Regions from separate parts of the Mus musculus genome. Here region 2 is linked to region 1. The links are chromatin loops, found by intact Hi-C in ENCODE. Cell type or tissue: heart. All regions are shown on one strand. Each heading gives the region's core, and the rest is flanking DNA. Links, peaks and the distances in the headings are about the cores only. Region 1 has its middle 47 kb from the start of Pdyn. Region 2 holds the start of Sirpa (signal-regulatory protein alpha).

Evidence for each region. A loop is a pair of places that touch in the nucleus more often than their neighbours do. Peaks named below come from ENCODE experiments on the same cell type or tissue, not always from the same donor. Only the 100,000 strongest peaks of a DNase experiment are listed, where the experiment ranks them.
Region 2: it touches region 1 in a loop (3-fold over the local background); 2 of 42 quality-filtered maps call a loop at or near these places.

The regions. Positions count from the first base shown.
Region 1 is chr2:129,644,940-129,661,114 of GRCm38, reverse strand. No RefSeq gene overlaps it. Among named protein-coding and RNA genes, the nearest start is that of Pdyn, 47 kb to the left of the region's middle. In heart, for the core only: no CTCF peak of the experiment used is centred there; a DNase peak (open chromatin) is centred at 8,294; H3K27me3 peaks cover 300 bases.
Region 2 is chr2:129,585,455-129,601,629 of GRCm38, reverse strand. Sirpa (signal-regulatory protein alpha) reads right to left here and starts at 8,791. Exons shown (of 9, transcript NM_001355158.1): 1 at 8,555-8,791; 2 at 7,936-8,026. The coding sequence starts at 8,017. In heart, for the core only: no CTCF peak of the experiment used is centred there; DNase peaks (open chromatin) are centred at 7,409, 8,219, 8,899 and 9,539; H3K4me3 peaks cover 2,459 bases; H3K27ac peaks cover 2,774 bases.

The DNA of each region.
Region 1 (16,175 bases), core at 3,717-8,716:
AAAAACAAAGACAAAAAAAAGAAAAAACTTTCATACATTATATTCTGATTACAGTTTCCCCTCCCCCAGCCTCTCCTGAATTCTTTACATCTCCCCATCCACCCAACTCCATGGCCTTTTTGCTCTGTTTTTCTCTAATAGGTAAACAACACGAAAGCCCACACACGCATGCACGCACACATGCGTGCATGTGCTTGTGAGAGTGTTCAAACCAAGAAGTATAAGACAAAAAGTCTACAAAAATTACTACTGAGTTTGTTTTGTGTTGCTGGGCATGGGGACTGCCTTTAATTATGCTTCATATAACCAGTGAGAGACTCCAATGGGGGAAATTATTTTTTCCTTTGCAAGCAGGTATCAGTTAAAGATAGCTTCTTGTGTAGAGGTGGGAGTCTGTGTCCACTTCCCCGCTCAGTGCTGGGACCCTGTCTGGTTTGAACCTGTGCAGGCTCTGTGCTTGCTGCCAGGGTCTCTGTTAGTTCATGCTTGCACCACTCTTGTTGTGTCTGGGAGACATCATTTCCTTAGTCCATCCATCACCTCTGGTTCTTAAGATGGTTCTGTCTCCTCTTCTGCGTAGCTACCTGAGCCCTGAGGGCAGAGGTTGTTCACTGTGTGTTGTTCATCTTTGGGGTCTCTATGGTCTTTTCCATCTACTGCAAGAACGCCATTTTATTTCTGTGTTGCTTTAGCAGAACAATAGTATTTGATTTTTCTCTGGACCCATGGCCCATGTGCTAATCTTAGGAGGTGGATACTGTGCGGTGGGTGCAGGATACGAACGTGGAGAGTCCCTCAGACTGATCTTCCTGTGTATAGGCAGCAGGTGGCAGAGCTGGATTCCAAACCCCGATGTTCCAAACCCCTGAGGCCAGCAATCCCCTGGAGCAGCAGATGGACACCACCTAGAACTTGCTAGAAAATGCTAGTCCCATGACTGGCTCTCCTTCCTGGAAGCTTTGGGATGAGACCTGGCAACCCTTGTTTGAGCAAACCTTCTGGGATGAGAACTGCTATGTAGCTCAAAGTCCAACGTTCCTTGAAACGATGTTGAAAAAAATCTTACAGAAGTGGCAGGGCTGGTGAGATGGTTCACTGGGCAAAGGTGTTTGCTGTGCAAATCTGAAGGCCTGAGTTTGATTCCCAAAACTCACAAAAAGTTGGAAAGAAAGAATTCATTCCACGAAGTTGTCCTCTGACTTCCATATAGCCTACTCATTGTTATATGCATATACATATGTGCATGTGTGTAATGTTTTAAACATATATATATGTATGTATATATAATGACATATATATGTGTGTACATAATGTTCTAAGCACATATATATGACATATATGTGTGTATATGTAATGTTCTAAACTTATCTTGCTTGTAAATGAGTCATTAAAATATTAACAATGCCGCTTCTGGATAATGGAGATTTGAGTGATTTTGTTTTTCTCCTCTCTGTCTCCCCTTCCTACCTCTCTGTGACATCGTTGTAATTTCCAAAAGGTAGCAAGGTAAAATGTTCCTGCACAAAAAGGAGAATGCAGAGGAAGAAGATAGAGCTTGGTGAGGGACGCACACTTGTAGGAAGCAACCAGCAGCAGAAATTGCTTTTCTGGAGCTTGGGCTGTGCTTGTGACATCATGGGGATCGTAGTAGTACGGTCCACTTGCTGTAGTGGTACCGGGTTACTCAGCAGGTCCAGGTGGCTGACATTTTGTATTTCTACCCAGTCCCCAGTCCCTGCTGCTGGTCTAGGGGACCACACTTTGAGAAACGAGGGACCAGAGGAACTTAATCTTCTAGCTGAATGCAAGCTTCATGCGGGGAAGGGTATGCTTCTTTGATGTTCTCAGCACTGAGAACCAGAGGAGCCCTCATCACATGAACAAAAGGAAGAAGTTATAAACTGAGGGTCCTTCTGTGGATCTGGAAGCTGGGTTCTGATCACAGCCTTACTCTCTCAAAGCCTGCATCCATGACACACTTTCCCCAGCAAGGTCGGCTACCTCAATCTCCCCAAGGCTGCACACATCACCTTCAGCCAACTGTGGCCACTCAAGGATAACGTCTGTTCCCGGAATCTTTGGTATTCCTTTTCCATAATTCAATACGCAACACACATTGGGCCTAGGCTAGGATTGCCAAAATTTGAGTTTGGCTTGAGACAAAAGAGTCAAGAATTTGGCAACCCCAGCCAGGCTGGTTCTGGGAAGCTCAAGGAAAGATGTCAGAAATATCTAGGTTGAGGTTACTGTAGAAATATTAATCATTTGCATAGGCTGCTTGCTGCCTCTGGATTGCAGGTTAGGCTTGTAAGTCTGAAGTAAATTATACACTCCTCATATTATTCAGCCCCGTACTGTATAATGATAAATTATACAGTTATAGGCCTCAGCCCAAGTTATAACAAATTATACCACAGTGTATAATTATCCAGCACTGCACCGTGTAATAATAAATTAGACAGCTACCAACCTAAGTTGAGATTCCTGAAAGAAACAGCAGAACAAGCAGGAGCCATTGACCGAGTCCTCTGATGGAGTCCTTGTCAGACAAGTCAAGGGTAAAAGAAAGAGGGGTGACTGGTTCATTCCTTTTCTCCATTATATGGACGCCCCCCTGGCCTGTGGGCACGAATTTGGCCTTGGGGTTCTGGATTAACTGAGAATCCAGCACTCAAGGACCCTTGGCTAAAGGAAACTACATGTTAACTGAAAACGATCCACACTGTTACATTGTCCACATTGTTACATTGCTCACACTGTTACATTGCCCACACTGTTACACTGCTCACACTGTTACATTGTCCATACTGTTACACTGCCCACACTGTTACATTGTCCATACTGTTACACTGCCCACACTGTTACATTGCCCACACTGTTACACTGCTCACACTGTTACATTGTCCATACTGTTACACTGCCCACACTGTTACATTGCCCACCCTGGCTTGTTTTGCCTACCACACAGTGTGTCAGTCACTGAAACTGAGGATTGCTGTAAAAGATAAAGGTTTATAAATGACACACCCACATGTGGGGGTGGACCCAAGTCCGAGTCTGCTTTTCAGGAGCAGGATTTGGGATGCTTATGAGTTCTAGTGTTTTGAATGAGGAATGTTCCCCATAGTCTTGGGTATTTGAATGCTTGGTTCCTACTTAGTGGCTCTGTTGGGAGGACGTTTAGGTTATGTGAACTTGGTGGTGGAGGAAGCAGGATTTGAGAGCGGAAGACCTCGTCTTACTTTCAGTTCAGTGTCTTGGCTCTGGGCTTATGGCAAAGGCTAGGAGTACTCAGCATCCTGCTCTAGCCTGCCGCCATGCCTGCTGCTCGGTGATACTTCACAACTGCTGAAATATTTGAATCCCTCTAGAACTGCAAGCCCAATAAACTCTCCCTTCTACTTCTGATGCTTCTCTGTTTGTTTGTTTGTTTGTTTGTTTGTTTGTTTATTGTCCAAACAACCCATATATTAGAGAAAGTGCAGCATTGATATTGCCTACTATTAATGGGTTGGGGTAAATCTGTATCTTTAAATCCAGTAGCAAATTTTTTTATGAAACTTTGTGCTCTGGAATCTGGTGCATATATGCTTAAGTAAATAATACCTTCTTGGTTAACTTCCCTTGATTAGAATAGAGTGTCTCTCTTTATCTCTTCTTATTAGCTCTATTTGAAGTCTATTTTGTCATCTGTTAGAAAGCAATGACTGCTTGATTCCTGGCCCCCTTTCATTGGAGCGCAGTCCATCCTTTGACTCTAAGGCAGTTCCTAACTTTAAAATGAGACATTTTTTGTCTAAGATAACAGATGGATTTTGTTTCTTGATTCATTCAGTCAGCCTGTGTCTCTGGTTGGAGAATTGAGGCCATTGAAATTTAAAGTTATTAATGAAATGTGTGTGTTAATTATGGTCATTGCATTGTTGACTTTTGAGGCTGGTTGTATTCTCAGTAATACTTTGTGCCTTAGTAATTATGGCATCATGTTTCCTTCCACAGTCTCTCTGCTATGGTCATCCATCTTTTCCAACTGAATGAATATTTCTTGAATTTTCTGTAGGTTAGGCTTGTTGTCCATAAATTTTGTAGGCTGTTTATGTTGAAGAAAATTTTTCTTTCTCATTCAATTATTGCAGACAGTTTTTCTGGGTATACTAGTCTCTGTTGGCCATCATAGGTTTTTAGAACTTGGAAATCATTTCTCTAGACTCTTCTGGCTTTCAAAGTTTCCATTGAGAAATTAGTTGTTGTTCTGGTGGGCTTTTCTTATATGTGACTTGTATTTTTCCTCTTATAGATTTCAATATAGTTTCTTTGTTATGGATACTTAGTGTATTAAGTATGATCTTACTGTGATCTTCTTTTCTGATTTTGTCTGTTTGGTGTTATATGTGTTGTTTGTATCTGCATGGGGTTACACGCATTAGCTTGGGGAATTTTTCTTCTGTAAAATTATCAAAGAGACCTGGCCTATGGCACTGAGGTGGGATCCTTCTTTCTCATCTATGCTCATAATTCGAAGGTTTGATATTTTTCATGTCTCTCATTTTCTGTGTGTTCCTTTCCTGTGATTAAAAAAAATCCCATATTCCTTGCTTATTTTGTCTAGATCCTCTATCCTCAAGTCCTGATAGTCTTTCTTCTGCTTTATTCATTAGCTTTATTTATTCCTAAGGCTTTCCTAGAGTTTTCAGGTAATGGGTTTTCCAATTCCATCTCTCTTTCAGATTGAGTCCTCTTCAAAATCTTCCTAAACAGCGTTGCTATCTCCTAGTTGAGTTCCATTCTCAAGTCTTAGATCCTCCTCATTCCATCAGCCTTATGTCTGTGTTTGGGGGCATCATTCAAGCATTTATCAGCTCTAAACTCTTCCTACTTAATCTCACTGAGGTGTTTCTTTGGGTCTTCTTTAACTTCCTTGAATTTCTTGATGAAGTTTATGATTCTTTGTCCTGAAGTTCAACTAGGCAATTCTCATTGACAAACATTGCCGCAGGACTGAGAGGTTTTGGAGAGAAGACACTGACTTGATATTTCATATTGTTGCTATTCTTGAGATGAAATCTGGGCATGTGGACTTCCTTTGTTGGCTCAGGCTAGACCCTGGAGGAGGACATGGAAAAAGCTGGGTATATATCTTTTCTTTTAATAGAATTATAAGTATATGCACAATGTGATTCCATTGTAATAAAAGGAAGGGTCCAAACAGCCCAGAGGGAAGAGGAATGAAAGTAAGAGCTTGTCTGCTGTCAGTGGTCAGCTTTCTGGGAGGGGTGGCACTAATTGCAGGCAGGGTCGAAGAGACTTTTGTTTGCACAGTATACATGGCGCCATGCTATGGGTGAGAAGAAATAGCCCTTGGGGATTATTCATCCCTCCCAGGTGACAATGAAAGTTGGGGAGAAGGTGAACTACGCCTGTGAGAGTCTCACGTAGGCATCTGACTCTATCCTGAAGGCTTATGTCCCTTGAGAACTTCTCAGCTCTACAGTGTAGCCTAAACAGTGAAACTGAGCCTTGGGAGTAACAGCTCCAGCTAGGCTTCTCCGTGTTCACTGAGCACATATGCCATTGCTCTGTCTGTAGCTCATGAAACCTGCTTAGCTTTGTAAGCACCTCCTGGAAGGGGTCTCCTGAGGCTTCCGGCTTCACAAATTGAGCAGCTACCACATTCTCGATCCTACATCTTGCAAGAGGCCATTGTTAGACTACCCAGCCCCTGCCATGTAAGATGATGCTGTAAATCCTGTTATAGTGCGTGTATATTGGTTCCGTCACTGTAGAGAACCCTGCCTAATCCACCAGATCAGTTTTAGAAGATAACATAAAGGATCTTCCAAACAGCCCCACTGCCAGCACTAAAAACAACTTGGCACACACGCACACTGCCTACCAACCTTTGAAATGGTAGCTACCCACTCCTTCCCCAAAATGAACTAGAGACTAGGGCTCAGAGTGAAGGGAATGATAAAACAGTGCTCCCATCTCAGACGCAGTGGCTACTGATGAAAAGAAAGTTCTTTCAAAAGCTGTGTATGAGAAGGAAACCTTAGCAGCAGAAGTGATTTGGAAAAGAAACCAGAAGATCCCTGACCGGCAGGTGGTGGCCACAACCGGGAACCCCAAGGAGATGGGAGAGAAGAAAGCCAGGTGGGGCTCCAGATGGGCACTAATGAGAGGGCTCCAGAGGTCGGTGGATCTCTTGGGTTCTGGTACTAGAGGGGGTTTGCTATAGAGCTTTTAGTATCTGAAATTGCAGGGCTTCGGTTCACTGCCATCTTAGGGCAGGGCCTTGCTTTCAGGGCTTAACAGACAGAAAAGTCTGTGTGATTGGAAGAATGACAGTAAATTGGCCCACTTCCTGGGAGATGATAGCAGCTCAGTTATGCCAGCAGTTCTCAGCCTGTGGGTGGTGACTCCAAGGGGTTGCATATTAGATATACTGTATATCCCATATTTACATTACTATTCATAACAATAGCAAAATTATAGGTATGAAGTAGCAATGAAATAATTTTGTGGTTGAGGGTCACCACAACATGAGGAACTGTGTTAAAGGGTCACAGCATTAGGAAGGTTGAGAACCACTGCCCTAGGCAGTCTCTTCTGAACTATTGTTGGTTCTATGCTGCATCAAGCGATCCAACTGCATTCACAACTGCTGGGTCTGGGCCAGGGACAGAGGGTGTGGGCAGAGTGTTCTCAGAGACATAGCATCTGAGAGCTGGCCAGGTTGATTCAGGCAGTGTGGCATTATGATAGTAATGTTCATGGCTCTGACCTTACCATTTCACTTCTTAAGATTCTTGCGCAATGATATTTATGGCAAAATTTATTATAAGAATTTGTAAAATAGAAATAGAACAAGACTGCATTGACAGAATTTCCAGTTTAATTACTATGGAGACAACCTGTTTCTCATTTCCTTCACCTCTTTCCTTCTCCTCATCTGGACCTGCAGGTTATAACCCGGAGGTATGTATGCTCTCAGCTGGAGGCGGCCTCAGGATCTCTCCCACCGCCGCCATTTGCCTCATGTGTCTGCCTCCAGGAGTCTAATGATTTCTACACTTCTCCATGGTGTACCTCTAGTCCATTTCTATACACAGTCACTGTTCCCACCCCAGGGAGAAGTATAAATGTCACCCCTCTGCTTCCCTCTCCAGCCCAGTATCTTTCTATAGCTTTGCCTATCTTACTTTTTTTTCCCGTTACACTCAGCATAAAGTGATGCAGTCTCAATTGATTCTGTTCTTATCTCTCCCACTGGGCCTGAGAGTGAGGATTCAGGGGACGGTGTGTCCCTATCTGGTGTCCCCACTCAGAAGCTGCTCACTCTGTAGGTTTGGCAAATGAGAGAATAAATGAATGTAAGTTGTTGAAAAAGATGCAGTTTTTCTTAGGAGATGTCCCAAATACACACAGTAAATAAGAGCTGGCTTACAGAAAGCACAAAGACCACATGCTTAGCACAGCTGCCTGCTTTTGAGAACTCACAATCACTTGGGTTTAGGTCTAACCACTGTCATATTTATTGACATCTAATTTGGGCTTCACAATAACTTTCTCAGGTTGGCATGGTGTTTGGGACCATTCACAAAGGAGAAAATGGTCAAAGAGGTTAAGAAACTTGAATACTTTTAATTATTTAATTATTATGGAGACAACGTGTTTCTCTTTTTTATTCTGGAGGCAAATTCAGGCTGTGAGTTTAAGGCTAGGTTGGTCTATGTATTAAGTTTCAGTTTCAGTCCGGCTAGGGATAAATAGGGATAAGGGGGTTGAGAGAGAGAGAGAGAGAGAGAAGGAAAGAGAGGCAGAGAGAGAGAGAGAGAGAGAGAGAGAGAGAGAGAGAGTTGAACAAGAACAAGGCACACAGCTGGGAAGTAGGCGTAGGAAGTCAGAGGGTCTAGCCTCCCGAAAGACTTTACTAAATGATTTTACAGTGGTCATCTCAGTGAGTGGGAAGGTAGGAGATAGGAAGCTGTGAAGTCAGGGGAAGGTGTCGATGCCAGTTATACCCCCCCGCCTCATAGCACCCAGTGACTAGGACAAACTCTCCCCCTCTCCCCTTCTCTATCCTCACCGGGGAACCAGAGCTGCTAAGAATACACTGGAGGATGTGCTCAAAGTGCCCAGCTGGGACCTCATCATTGTGGAAGCTAATGGTGCAGCGGCAGAAGCCACATCCCCATACCAGGCCACACAGGACTCTACAAGCCACTTGGCTTAAGGCATGAGTCCCCGTGGAGCCCCAGCTGTCACCGGTGCTGTTGTTCCTGTGTGGCAGAACATGACACTTGGCATGTCCCCAGGGGAATGTACATGGGCCATTTGTGAAATGTGCTGGGATCCCAGCAGCCTCCAGGTGTTAAGGAGGTGTGACCTCAAAGAGCCTTTGCAGCGGCCTGGGAAAAATGAACCCTCTCTACTTGGCCAGAGCTGAGCTTGTCTTGTGAAAGGGATGTCAAGTGCCTGGGAAATGTCATACATGCTGGGAAACAGCTTGTTTCTCGGAGAAATCTCCCGTGCAGGCCAGGGTGACACTGCTTGCCATTGAAGTTCCTTTTCCTTCCTTCTGCGTCGATGCTAACTGTGGTCCATGGTTCTTTTTCTTTTTCTTCCTTCCTTCTCTCCCTTCCTCCCTCCCTCCCTCCCTCCCTCCCTCCTTCCCTCCCTCCCTCCCTTCCTTCCTATTTTCCTTCCTTCCTGATACAGACTGTTGTTAACTTACCCAGGCTGACCTCAAATTCCTAGGCTGAAGCCACCTCCTCCTACCTCATTCTTTCAAGTTCTGGGACTACGGACACGCACCATGATGTGATATCCATCAGCTGGGGATTCCTTTCCTCCTCCTCGTCAGAGTGATGTTTCTGTCTGTATTCTAACTTGAAGAAGGCACAGAACAAATGCTTCTCTAATGAATGGGTTTTCCTTTTCTGCTGTTAGAAAGTTCCAGCCGGGCAGTGGTGGCTCATGCCTGTAATCCTACCACTTGTGAGGCAGAGGCAGGCGAATTTCTGAGTTCGAGGCCAGCCTGGTCTACAGAGTGAGTTCCAGGACAGCCAGGACTGCACAGAGAAACCCTGTCTCAAAAAACAAAACAAAACAAAACAAAACAAAACAAAAAAAAGTTCCTAGAAGGAATGCTGCCCCAAGCAATTTCAAAGAGATAAACTTGGATTTCTTTTCACTTTAACTCAAGATCTTCCTGCCTCAGCTTCCCAGGTGCTGGGATTACAGGCCTGGGCCACCATGCCTGCTCTGAACTTTGGGTACAGGGATCAGCCTGCTGGATTTTAATCCAGGCTCTGTCTCTTCCCAGATGTCACCTTGCGAGACTTTTAAAATCTTTGCTGTGCCTCAGTCTCTTCAACTTGGAATTGGGTCCTCATGACACTTGTCTTGGATACTTTTCTATTGCTGTAATTGAAACAACATGACCGAGGCAACTTCTGAAAGAAGGAATTTCTTTTAGATATTTGGGGCTTACAGTTTCAGAGAGTGAGTTCGTAGCCATCATGGCAGGCAGCAGACAGGCAGGCACGATGCTGGAGCAGTTGCTGGGAACTCACATGTAGAGCTAACTGGTGATCACATGGACTTCTGAAACCTCAAAGCCCACCTTCCAGTGTCACACCTACTGCAAGGCCACACCTCCCCATCCTTCCCAAACAGGTTCACCAACTGGGACCCAAGCATTCAAACATAAGAGCCTATGAGGGGCTTCCTCATTCAAATGACTACAGCACCTTTATAGGTTTGTGTGAGGGATTTAAATGGATTGGCATACACACAGTGCTGGCCTTGAACTCACAGAGATCCACCTCACTCTGCCTTCAGGGTGCTGGGGTTAAAGGCATGTACTACCACCACCTGCAATAATATTTTGGGCAGTTTGCTCCCAAATAACTGCAAGGCATTGCTATGCCTGCTTTAGCCTATTTTAGCTCCCAAGTCAATGACACAGGGACCTTGTATTTTTATTTACAAGCTGCTGGCACTATGCTGAGCAGGTTCTAAGCTATTCGAACCTTATAAGGCTGCCTATTTCTGCAGGGCAGTGGGCATGGGGGAATAAAGGGAGTGGGAGAAAACTTGCGTCCCACCAGAGTTCCAGAGCTCTGGGCAGGCAGATGAGGGAGGACTGCTGCATGCTTTCCACATGGCCCTGGGTGGGTGTCTGGCTGTGGGAAGCTATGGACTCAGCCCATGGGGGATTGGACAAGGGGCAGTCCAAGGTCTCTGGGCCTCATGGAGGCCAGAGATAACAGGTTCTCAGTCTTGGGCATCCCAAACACCGCTGGACACCACGGAAGAGCTGAGAACACAGTGGAGGCCCCAGGGGACCAGGGGGCGGCTCGGTCATCCCTGGGGCCGAAAGGAAGAGAGGGCAGAGAGCGAGGGGGCGCTGGGTGGTTCCCATTCAGGTGAGAGTCCTTGGTCTGGTCGGTGGCTGGAGTGCAGGAAGGCCTTCCAGAGGGAGGTTAGATACGGCTCTTTAGGGGAAAGCCTATTCCATCATTTAAGCACAATGGACCTTGATGAGCAGAGACAGTCTATGGTTTTAGAGCTTTATTGTAGAAAGTCAGAAAGAAAGAGAGAAGGTAGAAAGAGGGAGAGGGGCCGGTCATGGCCACATGGAGAGATGGGGAAAGAGAGAGCGAGAAGGAGGGCTAGAGATGAGAGTAAGAAAGGTGAGAGCTTAAAGAGAGAGAGGAGGGGCCAAGCAGCCCTTTTATAGTGGGCTGGGCTACCTTGCTGTTGCCAGGTAACTGTGGGGAGGAACTACCTGGTATAGTCAGTTAACTGTGGGAGTGGAGTCTAGCCATAATGCCAGGAGATTGGGTTATTGTCTGCATGTCAGGTACCTGTCTTTGGGAACGTGGCTCACTGTTCTGTCCCTTTGTAGAGTTTCCTAGTGGGTCTCCGGAGCAAGCCTCATTCAACCAAAATAGGCTGTCTTGCACAGCCCCACATATTTCCTAGCCTCGTGGTCCTTTACCTTTAATCTGAGTCTTGCCCGACTTGCTCTTCTCCATGTGTGTCCGCATGGGGACTCCCAGGATGACCCTCCGCATGACCTCATGGCTCATCCTCCTGGTCTCTCAACCTGGTCTCCTCTACACCTTCTTCTCCTACTTCTCTCTCTGACTCATTGAGAGTCCTTCACTGGGATTGGAAGTCTCGCCCTATTCTCTTCTCTGCTCAGTTATAGGCTGAATCAGCTCTTTAATGACCAATTAGAGATGATGAAAAACAATTTTTACATAACTTTGAAACCGAAAATGCTTGACCATACCAGTGTCCAGACTGCAAACAAATGTCTGGGCATAGAAGCCAGCATCTATATATCATCATATAGTGCCCAAGACTGACTCCCAACAGCCACCCACCATATTATTTTTCTTAAGCTTAGTTTTATTAAAGCTTATAAATAGTGTACCAATTTTGAGTTTAGTTTGTCCAGGTCTGCTATCCAGACACTCTCACTGGAGCTGCATACAACAAAACACGTCCCCTTTCTCCAAAGCCCCCTCTGTACTTCTGACCCCTTTCCCCTTCTCCCCAGCTCCTGACAGATGGGATGAGCTGCACTGGTTCTTGGTTCTAGCATTTCATGTAAAAAGGATCCAAATCTGAGGGCTGGCTCCTTTGAGTCAACATCATTTACTGTGATTCCCTCTCTCAGTAGTTTACGCCTTTTTTATTGTTCTAAGTCAGGTTACAGCCAATTATTTTCTCAGCCTGAGTTTCTTTATTTGTAAAATGAGGTTCATGCCTTCTACTCTTTCGAAGGTGGTAAGACCACTGAGATTTGGACTCCTCACTAAGAATGTGCTGTCTCCTGTACCTCTCCCTACACTGCGTGACAAGGAGCTTTAAGCCCAGAGGGTCAAAGGCATCCTGGAGTTGAGAGGGGAAGAGAGCTGCAGAGTAGACTCACAGCTGCAAACGGATGGCTTTGTTTGTCAAGCAGACTGTTATTTTTTAATTCTTTGTCTGGGTTTCCTTTCTACCACCTCCCTCTTCTAAGCCTAATTAAAATGCAAGCTGGCACTCCCCAGGAGGAGATAGCTGAACATTTAATTGCCCTGAGCAAAAACTTCTAGCAAAAGGTCATGCTACAATGGCAACCCAGGCTTCTTTGCATTTCTCACACAACATCAGTGATAATGCATTAGGCTGCACGCATGTGAGACCCAATCTGGAGACAGCACCAGTCAGGCTACAGGGTTACTATTAAACACTCACCCAGCTTCATTTTGAAGGATGTTTCCCTAACTTGGATTCATGACATTGTCTGTCACCCCAGCTGACCCTGCCTGAGTGGACAGTTGGGGTCAGAAGGCCTTGGCTAGAGGGGATGGCTCCTTTTACCATAATGTCTTGGCTTGTTGTCCTTGAAGTGGGGCCAGTGGCAGATACTGGAACTCTCAGAATTGGGTCATTACCAACCGAGTTTCAAGATAGGGAAGGTTTCTTGCACTCATTTTCCCAACATACTTAAAAAAGAAAAAGGTAAGATAAATATAAACAAAAGCCTGTTCTTAAATTGATGGCTTCTTGGGACCTTTGCAAAATCATGCCTGCAATGTCATTGCCAATCCCTGTTTAAAGCCAAGGAAAACTAGGTGAAGTCCATGCATTGCTTTGCTTTTAGACAGTCTCTCACATATCCCAGGCTGGCCTCAAATCACTACATATGTGAAGATAACCTTGAATTTCTGACCTTCCTGCTCCCACTTTCCCATGTGCCCCTGCACCTGGTTTAGGTAGTGCTGGGACTCAAACCCAGAGCTTTGTGCATGCCGGGCAGGCACCCCAGTAACTGAGCTGTACCTGAAGCCTGTGAAGTTTATTAATCAAGAGTAAACAAAGCTTAGATAACAGGATCTATGGCTGGAGGCTAATCTCAGGATTGGTTTAGGCACTCCCTGGTACCACCAGAGACAAGAATTTCCCATGTTTCTGACCCATCCTCCCCAGCAAGATGATTTCCAGCATCATCTCCCATCAATACTGTGAACACTAAGTCCTTCATCTCCCCGCTTCCCCAAGCTGTTGGTGGCCACTGGCCTATTTTCTGTCTGCACATATGAATATTCTCAATGTCTCATACAAGGGAACCAAAGAATACTTTTGTGTCTGGCTTCTTACTCTTAGTGTGTCTTCAAGTTTCATTCTTGTTGAAACATGTGTGAGATCATTTCCCTCCTAATCGGAATAGACTTTTCTCCAAAGAAGACATATAGAAGGTCAAGTCTATAAACGCACTAGCCATTAGACAAATATAAATTAAAGCAATGAGGCAGTATTTCATACCTGTTAGGATGGCTATTATCAAAAAAGCAAAGTGTATGTGAGAGTGTATGGAAAAATAGGACAAGCCTTGAACATGGGCATTCAGAATGGAAAGTACAAAAACAGCATGAACCTTCCTCAAAAAAATTAAAAGTAAGACTGGGAGGTTGCTTAGTGGTAGGGTACTGGTCTAGCCCACACAGGGCCCTATGTTTGACCACTAGCCATGTTAAAATTAAAAACAGAACCATTCTATGATGCAGCAAACCTACTGCTAGGGATGTAGCTAAAAGGAGAGAGAATCAATATGTAAGAGAGAGCAATCCCAACTTCACTACAGTATTATCCATGTTAGCCAACCCAGAGACTTACATGTTGACTAGACAGTGAGTGGACATAATATGTCTGCTTTATATAATCTCTAAAGTCTCCACTTTAAAAAACGTGAGAGGGCCTAGTCTCATATAGGCAACAACAAGGATGACCAAGGAGGACCTCCTAAGTGAAATACATAAACCAGATGCAGAAAGAAAATTACAGCAAGATCTCACTTGTGCATGTGATCTGAAAAGGCCAAGCTCATGGAAGTGGATGTCTGAATGATGGTTCCCAAGGGTAGAATGGGAAGCCTGGAGAGACGCTGGTCAGGAGCATAGTTTTAGTAAACTCAAGCTGGATAAATTCTAGACATCTATGTATAGTGTAGTGACTATAGGTAATAACGGTATACTGTATTCTTGACAGTTGCTTAGGGAATAGATTTTTTAAGAGTTCTCACCTCTAAAAGAGATGAGTAATACACCCACTAATTAGCTGGATTTAGTCATTCTAAAATATATGCACTTCAAAACATCTTGTTCGTAATGTGTACGATTTTCGTTAGCTACATAAGTTTTTATTTAAAAGAAATCCAAAAAAAATTTCCTTCTTCAAGATGAGTAATATTTTATTAACGTATTTACCACATTCATTTGTGGCTGGATCCTTGGGTTGCCTCCACCTTTTATCTGCTGTGTCCAGTGCTGCTGTGGACATGGGTGGGCAGCTCTTCCATGGTGGATGGGCCCTGCTTCCAGATCTCCCAGGTATGTACACAGAAGTGAAGCTGGAGAGGACAGGGGCTTAGTCTTTACTTGTGGAAACCATCCCTCTATTCTTCTACAGCCACTGCACCATTCTACATCAGCAGTGACTGTGTCTCCCCGTTTCTTTACATCTTTGCCAGTACCAGTTCTTTCTTATTTACTTGACAACCCCAAATGGCCCTTGTATGAGACAGCATCCCATGGTACTTTTTCACTTTCCCAGAGTGGAGTTTGAATGAAAACGGCCCCCATAGGCCCACAGGAAGTGACGCTATGAGGAGGTGTGACCTTGATGGAGAAAGAGTGTCAATGGGGGTGGGCTTTGAAGTCTCAGATTCTCAAGCCAGGCCCAGTGTCTCACTGCTGCCTGACAATCTGGATATAAAACTCCCAGCGAGCTCTCCAGCGCCATGTCTGCCTGTGTGCTGCCATGCTTCCTGCCATGAGGATGATGAACTAAACCTCTGAACTGTAAGCCAGCCCCAATTAAATGTTTCCTTCTAAGAGTTGCCATGGTCATGGTGTCTCTTCACAGCATTGAACACCCTCAGACACCAGGGAAGCTGAGCATCATCTCATATCATTATTTATGATGCCATTATTGGGTATTTATGGATTGTCTTCAGAGAATTACCTACTCAAGACCTTGCCTGCTTTGAAATTTTGCTGTTATTTTTCTTTTATTTTGAAGATTATAATAAAATTATATCATTTTTCTCTTCCCTCTCTTCCCTCCAAACTCTCCCAAATATCTCTTCCTGCTCTCCTTTAAATTCATGGCCTCCTTTTTCATTAAATGAATTATCTTTAATATAAATATAGTGGATGGATTAACAAGGGAGACTGTATTTCTTTACCTTATGCTATTTCCCAATAACCACACAGAAGAAATAAGATTAATTCAAAACTGCACCTCAATAACTGGACAGTTAAATTTGTACCTTTACCTCCTAAGCTGATCTGGCTCCTTCCCAGCCCCACCCCATGGTACTTGCATATTATTATTGATCCGACTCTTCAGACTCCTTCTTCATGGCTCCAATTTCTCCATCCTCCTCACTGATCTACCTTTCTCTCTCCCTCTTTCCTCTGCTGGCAGATGTCCCAGCCTAGTCTCTATTCTGCCCAGCCATTGGGTGATCAGCACTTATTGACAAGGCAAAGAATAAATGCTAAGAACTGTTTACACAAACTTGAGACAGGAGATTCTTGTTCTAAGCACTATAGTGCTGTATCCAGATTGAAACAAGATATGGGGGCAGAGGAATCTGCATTTGAATAATTCAAGAGTAAATTTCACACCGTGTATATCACATTATGCCTACAATAAAAAGTTAATAATGATTCCCTAAGACCTTTTAAGGCTTTTTCTGCATCTAAGGAGATGATAGTGTAATTTTTTTCTTTAAGTTTGTTTATATAGTGGATTTTGTTAATGGGTTTTGGTATATTGAACCAACCTTGCATACCTGGGATGAAGCCTACTTGATCGTGGTGAAGTATGGTTTTGATGTGTCCTTGGATTCAGTTTGCAAGTATTTTATTGAGTATTTTAGCATTGATATTCATAAGCGAGATTGGTCTGAAGGTCTCCTTTTTTTGTTGTGTCCTCGTGTATCAGAGTAATTGTTTGTGGCTTCATAGAATAAATTAGGTAGTGTACCTTCTGTTTCTATTGTTTGAGGAATTCTTTGAAGGTCTGGTAGAATTCTTCACTAAATCCATCTGGCCCTGGGCTTTTTGTTTTGTTTGGTTTGGTTTGGTTTGGTTTGGTTTGGTTGGGAG
Region 2 (16,175 bases), core at 6,097-11,096, 62 kb after region 1:
GCTCTGCTGACACCACTGGACAGACTACTGGGTGGACATGGCCAGAAGGAGCTAGGAGCCATGACTCCTAGGAGCTAGGAGTTGACCAGGAGGCCTGGTCAACTGGAAAGGCTTCCAATTTATCTCCACTGTGGGCATCTCTGAGGACTGGGCACTGTGCCACATCCCTGGTGGCCTCTGTGAGAAACAGCAGACTCCTAAGATATCCAGACAGTGGCAAGCTCTGGCTTGGGGCTAGAGGCCTGGGTATCTTGTCCCCAGAACAGTGACTTGGCCAAGCAGCTTTCCTCATCTGTAAGCAGGGATCCTGTCCTGTTCCTACTCAAAAACACATGCTGGGTGGTGGAGAGCAGAGTAGAGAACCACATGGTTGCTCAACCCTCCCTCCCAGGCTGCACACTCCACCCATTAGCTAATCCTGCTGGCTCAAGTCTCAAGTTATGGATGGGCTCTGCCTTCCTCTCACCCTGCCCCACTGTGGTGGAGATAAATTGGAAGCCTTTCCAGTTGACCAGGCCTCCTGTCTCTGACTCTGATGCTTTTGGGTGGGTGGTAGCTCCTTCTGCACCATCTGGCCATGACCACTCAGTGACTTCCCTGTCTCCACTTCATCTCTCAACAAGTCATGCTCAAGGCAGCCTCTAGACCTGAATCGGGGCATCTCCCCTTTGCTCTCTGCTGAGGGCGCCACTCCACCGAGACCCAGGACCCTTACAGTGGCCTCCAGGATCCCAGGTCCTCGCTCTTTTGCAATCAGACCAGACTCTCTGATCACCGCAGAGCCTCTGTCCATTTCTCATTCCTTAGATGTCTACAAACATGGCTTGTACCCTCGATCAGGCCTATCTGGCACTTTTCCTGCCTCCTGCATAAAACAGTACACTCCACACTTTGCCCTGCTGATTTTTCTAAGTATCATCTATCACTTAACACACTGCACATTTATTTAACTTTCTTAGTGTCCGATCCTCTACCTCAGACTTGTAAGCACTTTGAGAGACTGTTTCACTTCTCAGGCTTAGAGCAGTATCTGGCATTTGCTAAAAGTTATGTTTTGGTTTGGATTCTCATCCTCCTACCCATGAGAATCCAGTTAGCATCCTAACCACTGTGGACCTCTGGCTTCTCCTCTGTAAAATGAGGATGGTGTTGATTCTAGGTTTAGGCCACAGATGGAAGGGGCCAGCACACTTAAGGAACTTAGCACCAGGACAACAAGTGCTCAGTGAAGGCAGTGACTCCCATGTATCCAGGTGTTTAAAGGTGAAGGAGCGAAGTGATGGCTGTGTCCTTCAGCTAGGGGTGGGATGGAGGGCTACAGGGTCTCTCTGCCTTAACATACATTAAAAACAAACAAACAAACAAACAAACACTATGCAGAATGCACACGCAGGGTCTGTGGATGAGCAGCAACAGGGTCACACAAAACTTGAAGGTGACAAAGCAATGCATATGGCTTGCCCAGTGGTTTGCCCAGGGGCAGGGTGAGGACACAGAAACTGCAAACACCTGTGTATTGTGAGGGCCCTTTGAACTGTCATGGACCTCTGGGGAGCAGAAGTAGCTGAGAGAGACTGAAGTGACTACTGCCACATTCACTGGAGTAATGTCTCAGCAACCTAAGAGCCTTCTTCCTACACAGGAGTGAGGGATGAGGTCAGGAACCCATTGGCCTCTTCCCAGCTTCCAGTCCTGACTTGCTCTGAAACAAGCACCGTGCTGCCTGGCATGCCTTCCTAGGGCAATGGACAGACTAGAAGGCCCCACAAGATGACAGCTGCTGCTACCAGTCTTTCCTCCATGTGAGGACATGGGGCCCTCAAGCCTGGGAGCTGGCACAACCATTGGTCCTTCTCTCAAGATGCAGCCTTCAACTCAGGCTTCTACATTCTTGGGCCGCCAAAGATATGCATGCATTTCCCTGGCCAGACTAAAGTCCTCTCTAAAAGCAACACACACCTATTAAACATCATCTACCGTGGTTACCATGCACTGAGCCAGCACAAGATGCTCTCCGCTCTCGGATGGGATTTCTCCCCAGCTAAGCTGATGTGATTCACTGGTTCCTTTCATAGAGCTTTTCCAGCTCGGCTAGTAGTTCCCTTAACCCTTTGCAGCCTCTGCAGGAGAGAAGAGTGAGAATAGTTTCCAGATTGCAGCTGGGGAAGCCAGTGCACAGAGCAGGAAAGGGGACATGTGGCCCTCTGTCAGGCAGGGGTGAATGCACAGAGGGTGTTTGGTGCATGGCCTCCTGTGCCAAGGAAGCTGGCCAGGGAGCCACCGCTGGAGAGACCTGTTGAAGCCTTCAGTTTGCCTTCAGAGGGAAAACTGAGGCTCAGTGGAGGTGGGGGGGGTGGGGGGCCCTACCTGCCCTTTGGAGCCCCAAAGCACCTGACGAGGCTATCATATAACAGGGCCACAAAGGCACCTGAAGACCACCAAAGCTGAACAAAGCAGGGCAGGCCTCAAATATGGAGCCTCTGCATGGACCCAGCAGGACAGAGCCATCATCACCCAACTCCGGAGTACCATAGGGACAGGGAGAACAAAAACATGGGCCAGGCCGCAGGGTGGTTGCAGGGCCTCCCTCACCCTTTCTGTCCATCCTCACTACTCCTTGACAGATCTACTAACAGAATGCCTAGTTGGAAGTCAGACAGGAATGGGGTCCTCCTAACCACATTTGGCCCATGAAATGCTCAGTTCTTCCCGTGCCACACCGTCTTGGCAGCACCAGCAAGGTCACTGCCACCATATCCTCACCTCCTGGAGGATACACCGATGGATAAACACTAGATAAGAGATGTCCCAAGAGAGCAGGGTGCCAAAAGCCCTGGTCTTCAGCCTCCCTACTTGTCAAGCAAAGCAAGGAGACATCTAAAGCCGAGGCTTTGAAGCTCAGGTTGATTGATCTGGGTGGCCATCCGATGCAGACACCTTGCTGAGCCATCATCCCCTCACTGGTCAAGGGGGTTAGATGATCAATCATCAATGGTGCATACTCCAGGGTAGCTCTGAGACCCACTAGGATCACACACAGTTGCTCGGAGGCCAGGATTGTGATGATTATTTTTAGCACTTTCTCACAGAGCTCAGGATCCTGTCAGAACTCTGGCTTTCACGGTAGAAATGTCCAGCCCCATTTTAAAAGTGTCCGCACGTATTGTAGGAGGTCTGGCACCTCCCTCCGTGGCCTGACCCGACCTGACTTTGGATCTGGAGACCTGTGCTAAGCCCTCTACCCCGCTGCACGGTGAGCAGCTATCTCCCAAGCCCCTCCAGCTTTCCAGGCCTGCGAAGCCACAATTTCAGATGTGTGAGTCCAGAGGGAGACACCTAGAGTCAGGCTGGGTCCACAGCTCATTGGCACTAACAAGGCAATTAGATCGCAGAGCTGGTTTCCTCACAACCTGTCCATCCCCCCAGGAGAAAGCTTCAGGAGAAGGGAGCTCTCTGAGCCACACTGGCATGTAGTTACCCATGGTCCTCGTTTTCTGAGTGCCCACTATGTATAGGAGCTGTGCTAGGTTGGCTGCTTTGCAAAAGTCCATTCCAGTTCAAGATATGAGCAAGTCCAACAATATAAAACAATGACAGCATGATAGCTAACAGGTACCAGGATGAGCAAGTCACAAAGCATAAGGCAGTGATTGGGTGATAGCTTACAGATACCAGGCATGCTCCAAACATCATCTCAATTTGCATTAATTGACTTACTCCTTGAGAAAGAGCTGTTAATGACATCTCTGGTTTATAGATGAGGAAAAAAAAAGGAGACCCAGGGAAGTTCAGCAAATTGTTCAAGTAGGTGGCAGAACCAGGCCTCCCTCCCAGGGGGTCCTGGCACTGTTGTGTGTACATGGTGAGGCTAATCGTCAGTAAGGCTGCAGAAGCAGATCTGAGAGGTAAACATGCAATGCACACAGTCACAAAACAAAGGAGAAGTAACAAGTAGCCTCAGAGAGGAACAGATAAAACCATGGGAGAGGGTCAGAGGAATTAGCCCCCCTGAGCAGGAGGCATGGGAAGGAGACCTGGAGGGATGAGGATTCAGACTAAGGGAAGCTAGGAAGTACAGGAAAGGTCATCTTGGCGGAACAGCAGGAGCAAAAGTGGAGAGATAAGAGGCTAGCTGGGGGCATGGATTTGTCCAAGAGCCAAACTGGGTTAGCTTGCATATTAACAGACATTGCATAAATCAAATGCCTCTTGTTCATAACACACTGGAACAGCTTGGGGGTCTCCCACATAGAATCTCCCTGGACTTCTGGATGTATGAGTGGCCAACCAGGCTTCAGTCTGCAGTGAAGAAGCCCTGTTAGCATATGAACATGTATGTTTGTTGGAAAACATGTAACTGAGGTCTGACGGGGGACACCCAGGCCCTGCTGTCCTTTTTTTTTTTTTTTTAGGAAACTTGGTCCAAGGCATCACTAGTTTTGAGCTGGGGTGTGACATGATGATATAGTCAGAGCTGTGTCCACAGCCAGGAGTCTGAACACAGTTAAGGAGGGTCCTCTTCCATCAGCTCATGATGACAAATAAGAAATAACCTGTCACACGCTGTCACACGCAGGCTCTGCAAGTAGCGAGGTGGTGCGTGTGGGATCCACTCGGCACTTTTAGACTCCCTTCCTTTCGCCCACTGTTCTCCATCTGTTGCAAAGGGCAAGATGCAGGGAGGAACGTTCCAGTGCTAGGGAATCCAGAGCTCACCAGCCCAGATGGGGCCTCTTGTTCAAACCACATCGCTCCCCATGAAGCCAAGAGGCTACCAGTTCCTCGCTCAGTGGGCTTCGGGAAAACCTGACCAAAAGCTTTTGCTTACAGGAACCTTCCTGTAGCTCTTCAGCCAAGCCTCAGGTGGCTCTTCTCACCCCAACAATGTGGGCTGCATACGCCTAAGTCACTCACTCCTCTCACCAGAAGCTGGATCCAGAATTCCGGCTCCTTACTCCTGGAACAAGTTTTGGACTCAGTTTTCCTCATCTGAACATCGCTAGTAAGCGCCAAACAGCATACTGCTAGTAAATGAGACTGCAGGCAAAGCACTGGGCCTACTCAATAAACACGGGTTCTTCTCCCTTTCTCAACACACAGTCAGGACTTCTTCTTCTTCTTTTTGTTTTTTTGGGGTTTTTTTGTTTTTTTTGTTTTTTGTTTTTTGTTTTTTTCGAGACAGGGTTTCTCTGTGTAGCCCTGGCTATCCTGGAACTCACTCTGTAGACCAGGCTGGCCTTGAACTCAGAAATTCACTTGCCTCTGCCTCCCAAGTGCTGGGATTAAAGGTGTGCGCCACCACTGCCCGGCTCAGTCGGGACCTCTTAAATACAGCTCGTGTCCCCCATGGGATGGGGACAGGGATGATTAATGGCCACAAAGCACCCAGAGAACACTGAGCCTTCAATGGGCCTTCTAAAAGCCTCTGGACCTTAGACATACCAGATAACACCCATCTCACCCCCTTTTTCCTACGAAAGAGGAAGTGAGGTCAGCTCTAGTGCTTAGGAAAGCACAGAGGCACTGTCAGCATGCTACTCTCTACCCAAGGGTCACAGGGCTCCCTGGAGGGGCTCACTGCTCTTCTAAGCTGGAACCTCAACTTCCCTCGGATACAGCCTACTAGAGCAGAGCAGTCCATCCCAGGGCTCAGGCCCAGCCAGGGCCAGGAAAGCATCCTGTAGTTGACTGTGAAGCCTGCCACCATCTCGTTCCTTCAGAATAGCAGGGTCAGCCCCTACACAGTCTGCAAGAACCCACGGTGGTGACTTCACCAGAATCTTTTTAGAATTTTCCTTTGGCATCATTTGTTGAGTGCAATCTTTAGAAACTTCCTCTCCTGCCTCCCGGAGGCAATAATTCACATGACCAGCTCCCTTCACCCAAGCAGTGATCTTGTGAAGCCCAGCGATCACATGACACCTCCCAGGACGACAGTTCTGCCTGAGACAGCAGTCATTCAATCCAAGATGTCTTTTCTAAGCTGATATTTGGGGTTCTTGCTTAAACAAATCCATTTTCCTAGAAAACTGGACAGCTGCCTTCTACTTGTCTGTCCTTCTGTCCCACCTACAGTTGCCTCCTACCTGTCTGTCCTTCAGTCCCACTTCTTCTGTGTGCTGTAAATCCCATGCCCTGGGCAAGGGAGGCTGAGTCCAGTAGGGGCTGAAGTACCTCCTGGGGCAAAAATGTGGGTTTGATCCTGAGCCCCAAGGGGACTATGCGCAGGTTGCTGGGAGGCTGGCACTCAAAGGCCATACACCATCCCTTCCTCCCGCAGAATCTCATTCTCACCTCCCAAGGCTTACTTACTATGAAGTTAATCTATGCCCCTCCACCGCTCCCACTTTTTCAAGTCACTGATGCTGAGTGGATTGGAACGGAAGATCCCATCTTTATCATTTTATAGATTGTTTTTATAGGTGAGGGTGGAGAAGGGGGGATAGATATGCTCTTAAGAAAGGTGCTGTCATTCCCCACTCCCCCCACCTCCACCCCCTCCACGCCACCCCCACCCCTACCCCCACCCAGGAAGGGAAGACTGCTGTTAACACTTGTTAACTATTTGTTTGCCAGGGACTGCGCCACAGGACCCTAGTCAGAAAAAGGTCTAGAGCCAACATTTAGATATTAATCTGGGCCCAGTGTTCTGTACTTCGGAGAGATGCCTGTAGATTCCCAAGCCCTGGAGCATGGCAGGGTAGGGCTGGGACTGGTAAGGCAGGAGGAAGCAGACCAGACCTCAGAGCCACTCACAGGAGAGAGATGAAATTCATCATTCAGCTCTGAGAGGACCCAAGGGTAGCTGAAAACTGTGAATGGGGTGGGAGCACTTGGCGGGGAGCACTTGGTGGGGAGCACCCAGTGGGTTCCTGAACACTGCAGCTCAGAGAGAACTCCTAGACACCCCTTTTCCCACCCTGTTATCCTTTCTATCCTGAGGCTGACTCTCTCTCTTCCTCCTTCTACACTGCCATCAGGTGCCAAGCTCTAGGCAAATGTTGGTAAGAACGGCGTGCCGTGGCTGGATTTACCTCCCTGCAAAAGGAAGGTTGTACAGAGACCCCTATGTCCATAGCACCAATCCAAGAAGACACGAAATAAGGCTCCTTTCTGTCCCTCCCCAGCTATGTCTTTAGCCTTCATATACTTCCAGAAGAGACCCAAGATTTTTTGCAAAACCCCTTTAAGATGCAGCTCTCCTGAATGGTGACCTCACTCCTTGGCCAACCGGCCTTCAGAGCCCTCCTGCTGGAGACAGCCAGGTGTTTGATGTAGGCCAACAAAGAAGACAAGCTCAGAGCCACAGGTACATGCTGGAACTGCAGGGAGCTACTGGAAGCCTGCCTAAGGAAGGCAGGGGGGTGGCGGGGAGGAGACCATCCAGAGAGGGCTGTGCCCACCACAGGTAAATCCACTGTGTCTCCCAAGGGTCCGTGGATTACTCCGGCCTCTCTTCCTGTCTCTACCTCCATACACTAACCCTGCTTGCTCTGGTACTAGGGCGAAAGCTCACTCTTCCCCCATCCCAACAGCTCAACAGCGCGCCCAACCTCTGCCCCGACCCTCTCTCCAATCAAGTCTAGCAAGGGAGCATATGGGGAAACCAGGAGCCCGATTGCCCAAAGCAATTGCCAGTCTGCTTCCCCATTCAGGTTTGGCAAAGGGTACGGTAAACCAACTCATTCCTATACCCCGCAGCCCAACGCTGGGCTACCCAGTCACAGTCCACAAGGCAGATCCGGATAAGAAGAGTTCTATCCCGGCTTCTAGCCTAGGCTATGTGACCTTGGGCAAGTGGCTGACCCTCTCTGGGCCTCAACTCTGCATCTGTAACCCCCGTTACAGGGATTTGTCGACATTAGCTTAGCGACAGTGTGCGGGGCCTGAGCCCGCAGCTTGGGGAGGGTGGCAGTAGGAGCTGAGGGTGCTTACCTGTACAGAAACAGGACGCGGAGAGCAGCAGGCAGAGCAGCAGCGGCCCTAGGCGGCCAGGGGCCGGGCCGGCGGGCTCCATGGGCCGCGGCTGCAGAGCAAGGAGGGAGAGCGGCGGTGAGCGCGCTCGGCAGGCGGGCGGGCGGCGCGGGCGAACGACTAAGGCCCCTCCCCCTCCGCTGCCCCCCAGCGCCACCGCCCGGCGGGGTGATCTGACCCCCTCCCACAATGAGACGCCGCCGAGCGGGGAGACTCCGGGAGCGTGACGCCGGGCCAGGCCGGCGGGAAAGGGGAGCGGACCCGAGGGAGCCAGGCGCAGAGCCAGAGGCACGGGGGCGGGGGAGCGGATAGCGAGGGAGAAGGAAAGAGGGGGAGAGGAAGAGGGAGAGGGAGCGGGGACGGAGATCGGAGAGCAAGCGCGAGCGGGGACAGCTCGCAGAGCGAGTGCGGGCTGTGCGGAGCCGTCGCGAGGCCAGCGCGAGGGCGGCCCGGCCGAGCGCCCCCTCCTCGCGCCCGCACCTTCCCGCCCGCGCCCCAGTGCGCCCCGCGAGCTGCGCCGCCCGCCTCGGCTCTGCGCGAGCCCGCTCTGCCCGTGCGGGTCCCCGCCAGCCGCTCGGACCTGCGCCGCCGCGCGCAGGGCTGCCAGGCGGTGGAAGCACCGCTCCCTCTGCCCAGAGGCTGGCCGCGCACCACTTTGCGCAAACTTGTTTTTCTGAGGTCGGCGCGGCGGGCTGGCTACTTGGTCCTCTTAAGGTGGACTGGGGAAGTGGCGGCCGATCGCCCCCTGGTCTCGGCCTCTCACCCGGCCAGTCCTTAGACTCCAGTGGGCAAGAGGCTGCCCGCGGCAGGGGAGCTTGCAAGGGTGGAGAGTGGAGGGGGCGGGGAGGTTTGCTTTCTGCCCCTCCCCGAGAGGCCCTGCTTGTGTGTCCCAAAGCCGAAGGTCGGCCTCCGGGTGGGCGTGAGTCCTAGGGGCCCAAATCTTTCCTAGCTGGCCCCGAGGTATAGCAAAAGCAGGAAGTAAATGCAGGGGGAAGGGGGAGAGGAAGGAGAGAGTGATGGTACAAAAATAGCGTGTGTGTAGGAAGGACTTCAGTGCCTCTTGGTAAAGACGCGCTGGGGGAGAGGAGCAGCAAAAATGCTGTGGCAGGGAAAGGAGAGGGGCAGGGCTGGGCCCTAGGGAGGAGACAGACCAGAGGCCTTCTATCAGGGAGAATAGATTGGAGGTGGAGAGGGCCCAGGCAGCACTGTACTAGGAGAGACCTGGGCTGCAAAATAGTTACCCTAATGAGGAAGAGGAGGGACAGGAGAGCCTATCCCAAAGGACAGAGCCTCTGGATGCAAAATGTACCCTAGCTCTGGATTTCCATGAGCTAGGTCAGGTGCTTGGTTAATCGGCAGAAGGCTGGGCACCAAGGCAGGGAAGAGGAATCAAGACCCTCTCTTATTAACTGGAGAGTTTCTGAGTTGGAAGTTCAGAGATAGCAAATTTTGCTTCTCACAATGGTGGTTGAGGGACATAATGAAGCAAGACAGGCCCTACTGGCCCATCCTCTCAATAAAGAGGATGTTTAGGGGCAGAGGAGTGGAGGATGATTGCCTAATGATGTAGAAAGCCCCTTATGCAATGGTGCGCGCGCACGCACACACACACCACAGAGTCCTCTGCACCCATGACCAAAAGCCTGGGAGATTTTTTAGTTTTTTTTCTTTCTTTTCTTCTTTTATTGTTTGTTTGTTTGTTTGTTTTTGAGAGGCAGGAAGGGTGCATCTGTTGAACCCAGGACCCAGCTTCCAAGCCTTAGATCGTTCCTCCTGGTCTAAGAAGCTGCAGTCTTGGAGAAAGACCTTGTTTCTGTGTCTCTGCTCTTTTTAAAGCAGACCAGGCCAACATAAGCAGCGACCCAGAACTGCCACTGGGAGAGTTACATGAGCTGATATTTGCACTGCATTTTAAGAAGAGCCTACCATGTACCAAGGGCAAGGACAGTGTTTGAGAAGTGTTTGGCAGCAGCAATCCTTAAGGGACCATGGGGCAGCCCTAGCAGGAAGATTAGTTGTATTTCTTTGGACCTAGGGGATTACAAGAACTCACTTGCAGACTGGGAGAAGGTGCAGGGGAAGACAAGAATGAACAGAGGAGGTCTTGTAGGGAGTGTAGGTTACAAGTGCACATGTGTGTCAGCTTGGTTAGGTAAGGGCAACAGTATGTGGCTAGCACGTCGGGAGGGTGGTCCAGAAGCCCAAGAGAATTGGTTCTGCAAATAGGAACCCCTGTAGGCAAGATTCAAGTAGGGCCTACCATGCTTGATTGTTACACTCAAAGGGTCACTATAGTTGGAATAAGAGGTGGCTGAAGGGAAGAGAATACGGAGTTCGGGGGCCTGGGCAAGAAAGAAAACTTGGTTCTAGCATCTGAGCTGAGCTGCAGTGTCTCCAGCTCTTTAAATTGTGTCTGATAGGACCATGGTGTCCACTAAAGCCTTGTGAAAACCCTCCTCCAAAATTAGCTGGGTGTGGTGGCACACGCCTAAGCCCAGTACTTGGGAGGCAGAGGCAGGCAGATTTCTGAGTTCGAGGCCAGCCTGGTCTACAAAGTGAGTTCCAGGACAGCCAGGGCTATACAGAGAAACCCTGTCTCAAAAAAAAAAAAAAAAAAAAAGCCAACTGCTGGAGTCAGAGATGATGCAGCCTCCTGCCCTATGCTGCTCATCTGTTCTGGGGCAAGCACACACAAACACCGACCTGCCTGGGATTAGGAACTGGGAGATTAGGAGGAATAATAATTGTACTACCTGCTGTTTATATATAGCATCTTTGGCAAAGGCGCTCAGCAGAGCTTCCAAACTACCCTCTTTACTCTCACATCTGAGTGTGGGGGAGTTGACATTTGTCCACATAAAAGTCACTTGTGTTCACCCATCCGTTGCTGTGAGTCCCCTGAGATTTGTGGACAAATGTGTAAAACTAAAGGGGCAAGGTACAGCCTGCCTGGGGTCGCACACAGATTATGACAGATAATTGATACGAATCAGCCATCACAACAGCCAGTCTGGGTGCTTTAATCCAGATGTTATTCGTTCACGGTCCCTGCACTTACCAGCATGCATTGAGTGTCTACTGTGTGCTTGGCAGTGCACTGAGCAGTCGAGATGTGGCAGCTGGGAAGAACAAACCAGGTCCATGACGCTGTGCTCAAGGAGCTGACAGATTAACCCGTAATGCTTCACATGTCAGGTGGGTATCAGAGCTCCAGGGAGGGATGAATAGAGTCAGGCCAAGGGCCTGACCCATCAAGAGGGGCCGTGTAGTTACAAGATGGGAGATATGTGTACACTCTCACCTAGTACCCATTTCTTCCCTCCCTCCTGTCCATTCCTCACTCAGCAGCCAGGGAATCCTTTTATATGAGGCTATTTGGCTTAAACAATAAGGGGCTTTTTCTTCTTCTTCTTCTTCTTCCTTCTTTCTTCTTCTTCTTCTTCTTCTTCTTCTTCTTCTTCTTCTTCTTCTTCTTCTTCTTCTTCTTCCTCCTCTTCCTCCTCCTCCTCCTCCTTCTTCCTCCTCCTCCTTCTTTTTCTCCTCCTCCTTCTCCCCTACTAATGGCCAGGACATGATTGCAATCTCAGGAGGTTTTGACCTCTGTAAGGGCAACAAATGCATTTTTGGTATGTGCCAGGCCATAAGATCTATGCTTTCTCCTTGAGGCCCCAAACACCCCACCATGTTTCTAGATGCTGGGAACAAGGCCAGACAGACATTGACTTGACCAGGGCCACTCTGCCAGGCATGCTGGGGCCTGCAGAGTCACAGTACTACTGATGTAGCCTTGCCCATCCTTGCTCCTGATTCCCATAGCCCTGGGCTGGCATCAGCAGGCCAGCCTGCCTGGCTGCCTTTGTGTGGTATCTTCAGGAGGCTCAAGCTGCCAAGGACCTATTTTTACAGGGCAAGAGGAACCATTTACAGTTAGAGACCTCAGCTCTGAAGCCAGAACGATTAAAAATAAAAGTACCACAGACCCCGGGGGCAGCTTGGACCGCAGGCCGCCTGTCCTGGAGGGAAAGCCACTGAGCAGGCTGGAAGCAGAGAGTGAGCGATATGACTGCCTAGCTCTGATGTAGGCCACTTTGGGTCTCACAGCAGTCCCTTTCTGGGAGTGGCTGCTGTTAGTCCCATTTTGTAGCTATAAAAACAGAGGCTCAGAGGGGTCATGACTTGTGTAGGACACGTAGCTGTTCGGTCCCCAAGAAGTCAAGATTTGAACTTTGAATTCAATTCTTAAAAAAACAATAAAATACTTCTATTTGTTCAGCATCTGCTATGCTTTGCAGTTTTGTTCTTTTTTAATAAACAATTTCTTTATTTTTATTTCCTGTGCATATTCGCCTGTGTCTATGTCTGTGTGAAAGGTCATATCCTCTCAAACTGGAGTTAGAGGCAGTTATGAACTACCATGAGGGTACTGAGAATTGAACCCAGATCTTCTGGGAGAACAGCCAGTATCCTTGATTGATGAACCATCCCTCCAATCCCTGCAGTCTTGTTCTTGTGACATGGTCCTGCCATACCTGAGAGGAGTGCTAATTACTACATCATTTTACAGCAGGGAAAGACAAAGGTTGAAACCACCCCTTCTACTAGGCCTGTCAGAGTGGTCTTGCCAGAGTTCCCTGTTACCCAGCTTCTCCCCCAATGTCCTCATCCCAATTTAAATTTACCTTCTTAGTGTGTACGGTGGTATGTCTGCATTGTGACCTTTATCCCATTTCATCGTCTCTCTATGGGTTGGCTCAGCCCAGAGGCTCGGCAGTTGTCTCTGGGGACAGATCCAATGGCTCAAAGTTTAGCATACTGAGATTAGCCAAGGAGTAAGTTACCTCCAACTGGACTGTGTAGATTAGGGCAGTGATAGGGCCCTACCCAAAATGTTTCTTGTAAGGGTTAAATGAGTTCTTATTGGCTGTTGTTTTTCTTAAAACTGCAGCCTCAGGACTTTCAACAATAAGCAGTAGATAGAAAATTAGCATGTGTTAGGTTTATAAAGTACTCTGTCCCAGCTCACAGGTGAGGAGTCACAAGGACTCACACTGCAAGGCAGGTATCTCCCTACCAGCCTGTGCTGCGGCCACGGTGGGTGCTTGATAATCATCTCTTCTTTGGCCACAGCCCCCACACCTGTGATTTTCCAGTATGGGTGAACTTCAGATCCCCTAGAAAGATTGTTAGACATAGGTTCCAAAACCCCACCCCAACTTCAGGAGGTGCCAGGTAGTCTGAGAATCTGCATTCTTAACAGGGGTCCCAGGGAGCTGATGCGCCAAGTCTGGGGACCACACTTTGAACCAAGACACAAATGGTTTAGGAGCCTGGCCCCAGCTTTCCTGTAGATGGTCAGTTTGTTCTGGTCCTGTCTTCTTAGGGAAAGGCAGAGGTAAGGACACCGTCAGCCTATGAGAAGGCAACTGTGTTTCCAGGCTGGGGGTGGGGCGGGGGCGGGGCTATGACAGATCATTTACCACACCCCCAGGGAGCCATGAGGTAATTAGTGCTTTCCCAGGAAAATCAGAGACTGAACCACTCGCCAGGCAAGCAGACAGGCAGCTAAGCAAGCTCCCTAGCCCAGCTTGCTCACTCTCCCTCTAAGCTCATCAGGGGTGGGAAGCATTGTCAGGCCCTGAACAGTGTTCTCAGGCTCTGGGGATCTGGTTCTACCCAGAGCCAGCCCAGCTGTGCCGAGATGAGCCTTCCCCACAGCAAGCCCAGGCAGAACGTTCATTACATCTATGAATAACAAAAGACATGGGTTCCAAGGCTGAGTGCCTTGTTAAACACTTCTAATCTACGCATAGAAGCGCACAGAGAGCCCCAATCCACAATGAGTCCAGTATACTGACTCCTCCCTGAGACTCTTTCACCTGGACCCCTAGAAACAATCTTATCCCCACTCCACAGGTGGGAAAACTGAGGCAGAATGTAAGATGCTTGTCCAAGGAACACACACCACTTGAAAGCTCCAGGAAGCAGGCTTTAAAGTGAGCAGTGTGATCTCCCCTCCTCTGCAATACTGGGCTCTGTCCAGAGCTTGGGACCGTCCACAGCACCCTCTCTGGGTCTCCCTGCCCATTAAGATGACAGCTTAATGATATACACATCCTTCTGTGGTCCCAGTGCTGACCAAGCCTGTGATAGGTCAGGGCATGCAGGGTCTGAGGAAAGAAACAACAGATGTCACACAGCTCAGCTTCCATTGATGGCCCGCATAGCCTAGGGGTGGAGAGACCTTCATTTGTTTCTGGGTCTGCCCTCTCTAGCTGTGTGACCTTGAGGGACTGTAAGCCACGTTGAAATCCAGAATTATTGGAGTGGGGAGGAGGGGAGAGAGAGAGAGAGAGAGAGAGAGAGAGAGAACAAGATCACAAAAATCAGTAGAGTGTGACATGAGACACTTCAACCCCTTCTTCATTTTAGTTCTGGTCAAGGCATAGCTCAGGCATGGTGCCTTGGGGTCCCTTTACACATATCTTTTTCTTCCTCCTCACATGTAAGCCAATCTTCTTGGTTCTATCTTTATAATTCACACTACCCGCATCATACCCTGCTCTGACACCTGCCTTCCTCACATCCTCTCTGGCTCCTTTCTCCTTAAATTGTTCACCATGCTCTTCATAAACCACCCAGAAGCCTTCCTCGTCATATTTTGAAATGAAATCAGAAAGTCTTATCTTGTTCAAAAGGGTCTCACATGGTACACCATGCTTCTACATGATTCACCCAGAACATTCCTGCCTCAGGACCTCTGCACTTGCTGTCAGCTTTGACAACAATCCTCTCTCCCCAGTTATCTGCCTTGCTTGTTCTAACTCTTCCTGCTCTACTCAAATGCAGTCTCCTCAGGAATGCCCACCTCAGCCACACTATCTAAACTTGTGCTCTTGCTTTGCTCACCTGCTCCTCTTTTTTGGGGTGGGGGTGGGTGGGATGGGGTGTAATCATATTTCCTGGTAATTAATGTTCCATATTACAGGTTGAGGTGACTCTCCACTCATATTAAGGCTACACGTAGATTCCACCTTTATTCCCTTGTACCTGAGCTGAGCATACACACAGTAGAGCCTCAGGAAGTAGCCGATGACAGTAGATGATGGAGTTGAGCAGAAAGCAGAAGGCTCTGCCTGTAAGAGCACTGACCGCTTCTCAGAGGGGCTGAGACCCCTCCATCCTGAGGGAGGTTGGGCCTGGCTTGTCCAACTCCCACTACCTTCCCAGACAGGGAGTCCAAGCCTCCCTCTGGTGTCATTCTGTTTTAGGACTGGAGTATCAGTTCCTGCTACAGGACTTCCCTGAGTCTAAGGGAAAACCTGAGCAACACACACCACTTCCTCTCTGTCAGTTTCTGCTGAACATCGACAGTGGCCTTTGAGGAACAATAGCCACACGGGGCCTGTACAGTGCCACTGCCCTTGGAGTGGAAAGTCTCTGCTCCGAGAATACGTATACCAGCAAGAGCCTTTGTCATACTGGGTCAAGGCTGAACTCATCTGAGCCTACTCACCCAATGCACAACAGAGCTAGCAGGCTGTCTGCGGAGACAGGCTGCCTGGACAGACCACTGGGTTGGCAGCCAGACCAGACTATGAGTTTTTGGTACGATTCCCATCTCCACCTCTAGTTTCCGCTAGGCTCTCCACTCCTAACCTTCTGCCCCAACTGTCCGTCACACCTGAGATCCCGCTTTGGACCCCATCTGCTGCTGTGTTCGTCACAACAGAAGCAGGGCCTGTCCAGAGCAAGACAGGGTTGAGGGGAAGCTGAGCTGCTGAGGAGGAACTCACTACCTGCAATCAGCAATCGTAGCTCAGAGAAATCCTGAGAAATCCGAGGCCTGCCTGTGTTACTGCTGCCTCTGAGTTCCCAGGGTCTGACTAAACTGTTCCCCACCTCCCTGCCACTGTGTCACCACCCTGGAGTCTCCCAAGGGCCCAGTGTCAGCCACTGTACATGGTGGCTGTGGAATAATGAACAAATAGGAATGCCACTTGCAGGTGAAAAGAGTGGCTCTTTTGCCATCTGTCACTTAGAGGGCTTGTAGTCAATGCAGTGCAATTGTCCTGGGAGTGTGTGTGTGTGTGTGTGTGTGTGTGTGTGATTCTGAGTGTGTAGCTATGTCTCTAAGCTTATTTATATGTGTTCACAAATGAGTGTGGACACAAGTGTCTATTTACACATACCAAATGTGCCAG